2 separate regions of the Homo sapiens genome follow, and region 1 is linked to region 2. A link is a loop called in an ENCODE intact Hi-C map of the cell type or tissue named here. Cell type or tissue: psoas muscle. All regions are shown on one strand. Links, peaks and the distances in the headings refer to the core of each region. The heading gives the core; the rest is flanking DNA. Region 1 overlaps LINC02763 (long intergenic non-protein coding RNA 2763). Region 2 overlaps LOC107984389 (a long non-coding RNA gene).

Region 1 (4,394 bases), core at 143-4,142, 69 kb before region 2:
AACCCCCAAAAAATCCATAACGGGGCCCTTGAGCCCCTATGCTCAGGCCCACTCCCACCCTGAGGAGCATACTTTCATTTTCAATAAATCTCTGCTTTTGTTGCTTCATTCTTTCCTTGCTTTGTGTGTTTTGCCCAATTCTTTGTTCAAGATGCCAAGAACCTGGACACCCTCCACTGGTAACAAAATGTTAGTGTGGATTTGTTGGGATTAGACCAAGGAAAGCATCCTTTTTTTAGTTCCGGCTTAGCCTCAGCCAACCAAACAGCTGTGTCTCAAGCTAATTTGATCCTCTCTTTCATTCCTTTGGAACCACACCCCCATTGACTTCCACACTGAGTGCAGAAGAAAGCAGGACAGAAGAGGATGCACCAGAATGAGGCATGAACTTGTGAAAAAGTCATCATTAATAATAAAGTATGCACAGCATTTTGCTAACTCTCTGCACAAATCGATAGTCTCAACGTCTTCCCAGCCTGCTGAATTTTCCTAACTCCTTCCAGGCTGCAGATGTGGGCAAACTGCCATACTGTAAACCTTCTCTCTCCTCTGGGTCTCATTTGCTCTCTGACCAGAACCTAGTAAGGCCTTATCCCAACTGAGAAGGGCTAGCTGATGACTGTCACTTGGAATTTGCTAAATCAGATGGTTTTTTAAAAAAATTGCATTGAGTTCCTTTGGTCTGTGATAATGCAAGAAAGCACGAATCAAGAGTTTCTATTCCCATGTTCTAAGTAGCTGGAGCTGGGTAGCAGTTGTCAGTGTCTGCTGGGTGTGCAGAGCTGTGTAAGCCCCTGCAGAGAGAGAGACAGAAAAGATCCAAATGTCATGTGAGGACTGGGTGAGGAACCCAGACTACTAGCTCCCTCTCCAATGCTCTTTACCAGATTGCTCATCACTTCCAATTGTGGTCGGCAACAGTTGCAGGGCTCCTCTCTGTCACACTCCTCCCAGTAGGGAAAGGCCCTGAGCGTTCTGCTGTGCATCCCCTCGGAGCCTCCAGCCAGCTCCAGACGCTTCACCAATCTTTGCTGCTTTCACCCACTTTCTCCCCTACCAACATTCACTCTGATTTGAGGGCTCCTGAAAGTCAAGACAGGATACAGAGGGTGTGGCTCTGCCCTCCAGGTATTCCAAATTACTTGGGTAACCATCGTTACATCTTTAGGAGTGTGAAGTTTAGTTATGAATTCATCCACACATACCTGCCCACTTTATCCCCTTCTCTTCTCCCGGGCTCCTGAGACTTAAACAAAGCTCTCTGTTCCTAGGACAGGTGACTTGGCAGAAACACACACCCTGTGAGTTCTTTTGAGGAAGGCAATGGAGAGTAAGATGGTATTAGTCAGTGTTCTACAGAGAAACAGACCAATAGGGTATAGATATAGAGAGAGATTTATTTTAAGGAATTGACTCACACAATTCAGGTGGCTATAAAGTCCAAAGTTGTAGGACTTGTTAGCAGCCTGAAGACATAGATAAAAGCTGATGTTGCAGCCTGAGGCTGAATTCCTCCAGGCAGCAGCAGGTTGGAACCTCAGGAAGGGTTTCTGTGTTGCAATCTTAAGACCAAATTGCTTCCTCTTCCAGAAGCCTCAGTCTTTGCTCTTAAGGCCTGTCAGCTGATGAGATGACACCCACCCACATTGTGGAAGATAATCTGCTTTATTCAAAGTCTGCTGATTTAAATGTTACTCACATCTGAAAACTTCCCTCACAGCAATATCTAGACTGGTGTTTGACTATACAACTGAGCTTAGTCAAGTTGACACATAAAATTGACCATCACAAAAGTGTTCTCACTTCAGAGGCCCTCTGCCCTCTAGCCCTTATAGTGGAGTAAAATGGATTTCTCCACCCTAGAATTTGGAAGAAGGGGTTTAGAAACAATACCCTTAATTATCATGAAATAAAAAGGAGCTTTGCCATGTAATGCAAAACAGGAGGAAGAAAATTTTCACAAGAAATAAAGATGAAATTAAGTTGCTAAGAAGAATATAATTTCCCAAGTGAAGGTTGTGGAAGGAAGTTAATCCCTATTGTAGGGAGACGTGTTTAACTTAGAAGACATTAGCAGGGAAGAACAAGCCATTATTCAAAATGGACCTTCTTCTCCCAACACTGCCACCACAACCACGTTACTCCCATTCGTGGGCCCAGAATTCACCCTTCCTTCCCCATCTACCTGTGGAACCAGTAGCTACTGAGGCCAGGGTCCATCCTTCCCATACAGAGCCAGTAGACAGCAGACCAAAGGGAAAAGCTACTAACCTGCAGTGTACACTGTGTGGACTCACTTAGAATCCCAGACTTGGCATCAACATTATTTTAAGCTGAAGATATTTGAGATTCAACAGATAGAGAAAGATGACTTCTCAGAGCTTCCCTTATCTGACTCAACAGAGATACTTCTGAGAAATGAGAACTGCCATAAATTCCCTCTTTGGGGCAAGTCTATTCCCAGGAGAGAAACCAAGAATAAATCTACCATAAATCTCCTCTCCGGGGGAGTTGTATGGCCATAAAGAAGACAGAGAGACCACCACACCTGCATAAACATTATCTTAAACTTTACCTCTTATTTGTTCTCCTAAAAACCCATTTGTCTTTCCTAAAGAAACCTATTTGTCCTTCCCATAGAAGCCTTTGCTCTCCCTACCTTTTCTCCTAAATTAGGTATATAAGCTCCAAATTCTAACCATCCCTTTGAGTTACACATCACTGAGTACACTGTGTCCATGTGTACACATTTTGTGTGCATAAATAAGCTCTTTCTTTTCTCTTGCTGATCTGTCTTTTGTCAGTTTAATTTGCCCATCCCCAGGTACAGGACATAAGAGTGTATAGAAAAAGCTTTTCCTCCCCTACAATACCAAGACTGAAACCTACCCAAAGAAAAGGAAGCACTAAATGAACATGGGCTTTGCTCTTTCTTTAGGAACAGGTAATGTCTAGGGAGAAAAATAACTGGAAGCAGTACATCAGAGGAAGAAAGGATTAAAAGAAAATAGGGAGGAAAGGAGTAACATTGTGGTCAAGGCTGGAAATCCACCGAAGGCCCAGCAGTGTCGGTGTGGAAGATCCCAGAGAGCTTGGCAGCAAGGCTTTGCTCTAAGTGTGGAAATGAGGGAGGTAGACAATTGACCAGGGTAATAACACTTGATTCCTGAGTAAAAATCTTCTTAATCCGTCTTACTGATCCAGTAGATATACCCTTTGGGAAAAATAGGTGAGGAAATACTTGCAACAGGCAGGAGAGAGAGGATGCCCTCCTTCCCAGCAGAATGGCAGCTCCACTGGTCAGAGAAGCAGCAGCCTGTACCAAATAGCTCAGCTGAAGAAACAGTAAAGCTTATTGCCCAACCTTTTCCTCCACAGAGGTAGGGGCCAGACGCAGATATTGAAGGACAGAGACAAATGGAGACCACCATATGGGTTACAATCTAACTAGCCAACGGCAGTGACCAAGAGAATTTTGTATCAGTCGGGATTCTAACAGAAAACACATAGCACACTCAAATTAGGACTACTTGAGGAGGCTTTAATGAAAGACTGTTTACAGAAATGTAGGCAGGGCACGGGGGGAAAGGGAGAATGCATTAATCCAGAGGAATAAAGGAAGGGGCAGTGACCAGAACCCAAAAGAAATAAGCTTGCAGAGAGGGCTTCCTTGAGAGGCGCAGTGATCAAGGAAGACCACCAGCCCAAGGCAAGTCTGCGGGAAAGAGGCCAGGGGAATAAATGCCCTGACCCTACATGTCCCTTTTCCTCCAGTTGACCACCTGCACTCCTCCTTGGCCAACCTCGACAGAAATCTAGAATTCAAGGAACCATTGCTGTGATCCATCAAGTCAGCCCCAGGAAAGAGAGCAGAGCTGAGAGGGCTGGAGAGAGAATCTGGAGGAGCAAACGGAAAATACCTGACTGGGTACCAACATCCAGGAGAGGATCCCTGTGTGTCAAGGATCCTCAGAGGGACAACTAATGCATAACAACAGATAATGGGTCCACACTCCTTTCTGCCTCCTCCTGATCGCAAAACCCACTACACACATGTAAATGCACCACACACACACATGCCCACTACACACAGATATATATATATAGATACACATCCACACACATAGGGATACACATACATAGGGATACACATACACACATACATACATGCACACATTGCACATGTGCACAATGCAACATACATGCATGTACACATATAAGCACACATACATATGTGAACACATGCACACACACATACCCACACTTAATCATAGTCTGCACATGGTATCACTGCACACTGCTCAGGCTCCTCCAGATCAGTCAGAAATTATAGGAGATAAAACCAACAGAATTTAAACAAAGACAAGAAAGACCTGGAATGATGTGCAGACTTG
Region 2 (4,394 bases), core at 94-4,093:
AATGGTAAAAAAAAATTTTTGAAAAAGACCAACAAGCCTGTTTTGACAAAGCTTATGACCTCTGGTTCTATGATTGTTGTCATTATTTTTATTATAGGCTATTGAAGCCAAGAAGAATTCACATTTCACCCAGGTCTTTCCCCAAGAATCTGTAGTTGCCTCAGATTATCTCCCACCCTGGGCCTGATCTGCTCAGAACCTATTAGTTGGAAGAAAGCATCGTGCAACATCCTATTGTTTGTCACTGTATAGAGGAGCTTTTTCCACAACGTATCCAGTGCTCTGTCCCGGGGTTATGAGTTGCCTTTCTGTTCTCTGCTTAGCCTGGGACTCTAAAAGGACGTAGAGGGAAAAAGCCAAATGCACTCACTTAAAATGAAAACAAAAGTGCCAATGTCCTTCAAGAGGTCAGAATACCCTTGCTGTAACTTTTAAAGGCCCCTTCCCCTTATATTCTTCCATGACCACCACAGGATGGAACGGCTTTTTCCTACAGGGTCCTAAGATTGTTCCACAGTGGGAGCTTCGAGCTTGAGCCAATGCTGAGCCTGCTTCTGGCTTCAGTTTATCTGGGAATGCCTGGTAACTCTGAGTGGCAACCTGCAAGAGCACTTCTCCATGAGGGTATTAGAAGTCGCCTGGGAAAGAATAGCAGGGGAATTGATAAGAGCTGTTGCAGAAGTCCAGTTTAAGGGAGAGACATCTACAGTATCTGACACTGCTCCTTAGCTCAACTTCCATTCCCTTTCCTTCTCATTCCTATGGTGGCGCCTCTGTAATCATTGTTACCTATTGGGCTTCCTACCATCTATTTTTTTTACCTTGTGGTCAATGTCATGAAATGGCATCCCGCTATCCACTTTATCTCAGAACACTTTATACTGCCATTTTGTGATTATAGTCAGAATTTTGGAATTTTTCACTTTCTTGCATTTATTATTCATTCAAACAGTATTTGTTGAGCATCTACTAACATGCTAGGCATTCTTTTAGGCACTTGGAGTTTACATTCATAGATATAGGAGTAACAGAAAATAAACAGATAAACATAGGTACAGAAATGTCAATGAAGGGCAAGGGATAGAGAGTGATGGGGTGGGGATCAGGGTTACAGAGAGGCTAGGGGAGGCTCTCTGAGAAAGGAAGGCACAGAAACTTGAATGGAGTGAGGAATGAGGTATGCAAAATCTGAGGAGGAAACATTTCACATGGAAAGAGCAAAGACGCTGAGGTGGGAATGTGCAAATGTGCAAAGACCCTGAGGTGGGAACCATGTGTGCATGGTTTAGGGCCAGGGTGGCCGGAGCAAAGTGAGTCCAGGGACACATTATGAAATGAGGCCAGAGACATAGGCAGAATACAAATCACATCACATCACATGAGCCACAGTAGGATCTGGATCTTATTTTGGGTTTTTCCCCAGCCACTGTGCACCACTCAAGGGCAGGGGTGAAGGAGCAGACTTGGGCTTAACCAGCATTGACTTTTTGCCACATGTGTAAAGGTAGGGTGAGGTTAATGGAATTAAGGATGTGCCTAGGCCTCAGGGTTGAGCACAGGCCCTCACTTCTTCTGCCCTTATGGTGAGTCCCCTCAGGACCTCCTTTCTCTCATGTCCGGGAACCTCAATTCAAGGCCATTGCAACCTGTCAGAGAAGTTCTAATACCATTGAACTTCAAAAGAGAAGGGGTTGGTCTAGGTCTCTTTTCCCAAGAAGCTCCTCAGCCCTTTGTGCACTCACCTCTTCCCCAGGAACCAGCTCTGCCCACCACAGAGAATAGGTAAAGGTCACAAGGACTGAGTTATCCCCAAGCCCCCAGGCAAAAGGGGGCCCCTCATGAGGAATTGCCCCTGAATAAACAAGAGCAGCTCCACGTATTCTGTCTCAGTCCCGCCCGCACTGGCCGAGACTTTGAAATGGTCTAGAGGCCCTGCATTAGCAGGTAGAAGTATGAGCTAGTAAAAAAAAGATGCCCCATTTGTTCCCCTATCTGATAGAAGCCATGGATACTTGGGTTGCACTCTTCATTTTAATAGTATTCAACAAAACAAACCAGCCGCTCTGCAATTTCATCAGATGACTTAGTCCTTGGCTTAAGGATATCGCCGTGCATGTGCAGAGAACAGTCAGAAGAACTGGTGCAAAGGAAGCTAAGGCTTGGCTTTGGCAGAGGAGATGAAACAGATGTGGCAATCATGACACTACCAAGTAAAGCATTGGTGGCATGTGTATGATTGATAGGCTGGTCCCTAGAAAAAGCAACTGCATACAAGGTTGGCTCCAGTGCCCTGGCTCATAGCTCTGCATCCCCAGCCAGACAGCTGGTGTGTGGGCTCAGGCCTCCCTTCCCTGTGAGGGCTTTACCTGCCCTGCCTTCCCTGCTGTGTCCCTCAGCTCCCCTCCTCAGCCCCAATCAAAACCAATTTCCACTTCTTCTGAGCACTCATTGGAGACTAATGCTAACCTGATAAATTAATTCAAGCTAATGCAAATTATGGTTTAATATGTTACCCTTCCCAGACAACATTTACATTTTTAAAAGGAGCTTCAGTTCCTTAAATCTAAATGAATGGATATCGTGGGAATGTCAAGCCTTGTGGCAGGCAGTTATGGAGACTACGGGAAACAGTAGTAGCACCTCTCTGGGCCCCTCTGAGGTCAGATGAGAAAGGTTCCATCTGCTCATTGTGATTATCAGGTATCTATGGGCCAAGAGACACCAATGTCAAACTTTTCTCTGAAACCAGAAGATTTCTATTTTGAGAAAACATGCTTTTAATGTACTTGGCTATTGCCTATATGACTCTAATATATGCAGATGAGATACTTCTGTGCAATCAAAGTAAATCTATGATAGTGGTTTGCTTAATTTCCCCTTCTGCACCAGGAAATATGAGTTCCTGGAGGACAGAAAAAGACAGAAGAGGAGGCATCCACCCATCATCAGCCCAGGAGTCCTCTGACTGGGACTATTCTTTAGCCAGTGGAAACAGCAGCCTGCTGCCGAGGCTGCTCCAGGGCCTTCTGTGTAGGTCTGGGTGGCAGGCAGGAAGGTATCAGGTGAGGTCTGCTCCAGCTGCCTCTACTTCTGGGAGAAGCAGAAGGGAGACCCAGGCTCCCTGAGGACCTGGCTATAGAAAGCAATTCTGTACCACATAACCCCCACCTCGCCAGTGTTTTCTGGGGTTATGTGAGCCTGTGCATCAGTGATATGGTTTGGCTATGTCCCCACCCAAATCTCATCTTGAATTGAAGCTCCCATAATTCCCATGTGTTGTGGGAGGAACTCGGTGGGAGATAGTTGAATCGTGGGGGTTGTTTCCCCCATACTGTTCTCATGGCAGTGAATAACTCTCACGAGAGCTGATCGTTTTATAAGGGGAAACCCCTTTTGCTTGGCTCTCATTCTCTCTTTGCCGCTGTGATGTAAGATGTGTGTTTCACCTTCCGCCATGATGTGAGGCCTCCCCAGCCCCATGGAACTGTGAGTCCATTAAACTGCTTTTTCTTTGTAAGTTACCCAGACTCAGATATGTCTTTATCAACAGCGTGAAAATGGACTAATACAATCAGGGAATTAACCTTGGTGATGTCAACGTTTGTCGTAAGGATCCCAAAGCCTGAGGCAAAGACGGTAGACACAAACAATAGCTCCCCTGCACCCCCACTTCTCTCAGCTTTCCTTGGTGTGTGAATGAGACAAAACCTACCCTTCCGTTTTTCCAGGCACTAACTGCCTGCCCACACATCCCAAAATGGAGAGAGGCTAACCCCACTGCTCCAGAGAAAGCAGATGTCAGGGCAAAGAGGATTACTGCCCAAGACAGCCTACAGACCCTGACAGAGACCCAAATACACTTACCCTTTGAGAAGCAGGCCAGGGGTTGGTCACAATGACAGTGTCCTCCAAGGCTCACAGTGACTTCTGTGGCCTCCATACACTCTCACCCATTCATTCATCTGTTCATGCAGTTATCCACTACTCCTTAGCTAGAAGAAACTGCAGGCAGCCCTGCTCCAGGACACAACCGAGGACTTCCAAGAGGAGTGGGACACATCCATCCCCCAACTGGACATATTCCGTGTGACCCTTGAGTCAAGGCATTGGTAGTACTGTGAGGAATGTGTTTGTCTTTGGGGTAAACACAAAGCCCAGCATCTCCCTACAAGGAGAAAGCAAAGAGCTGCCACCTGGTTCCCAGTGAGCAGTGGGAAGCCAGAAGCATCCCTCGCTGTCCCCCACTCCAGGTCAGTTGCCTTGCTCCATCTACAAACACAAGGATCTCCTGAGTTAATCATCCACTAAATGTCTCCATGCTTCTGGAACTTCAATTACAGCCCCCTCTGCCCTCAGGCAGACGCTGCCACCGTGCAAATGCAGTTTAAATCATC

What was found. Peaks named below come from ENCODE experiments on the same cell type or tissue, not always from the same donor. Only the 100,000 strongest peaks of a DNase experiment are listed, where the experiment ranks them.
Region 1: it touches region 2 in a loop (2.2-fold over the local background); 1 of 110 quality-filtered maps calls a loop at or near these places.

The regions. Positions count from the first base shown.
Region 1 is chr11:112,535,233-112,539,626 of GRCh38, reverse strand. All of the region lies in intron 2 of LINC02763 (long intergenic non-protein coding RNA 2763), which reads right to left. It overlaps LINC02764 (long intergenic non-protein coding RNA 2764), which reads left to right. Exons shown (of 4, transcript NR_104155.1): 4 at 3,775-4,394. Among named protein-coding and RNA genes, the nearest start is that of LINC02764, 18 kb to the left of the region's middle. In psoas muscle, for the core only: no CTCF peak of the experiment used is centred there; no DNase peak of the experiment used is centred there.
Region 2 is chr11:112,465,758-112,470,151 of GRCh38, reverse strand. It overlaps LOC107984389 (a long non-coding RNA gene), which reads right to left. Exons shown (of 3, transcript XR_001748387.1): 1 at 3,865-4,394. Among named protein-coding and RNA genes, the nearest start is that of LINC02763, 14 kb to the left of the region's middle. In psoas muscle, for the core only: no CTCF peak of the experiment used is centred there; a DNase peak (open chromatin) is centred at 2,311; H3K27ac peaks cover 393 bases.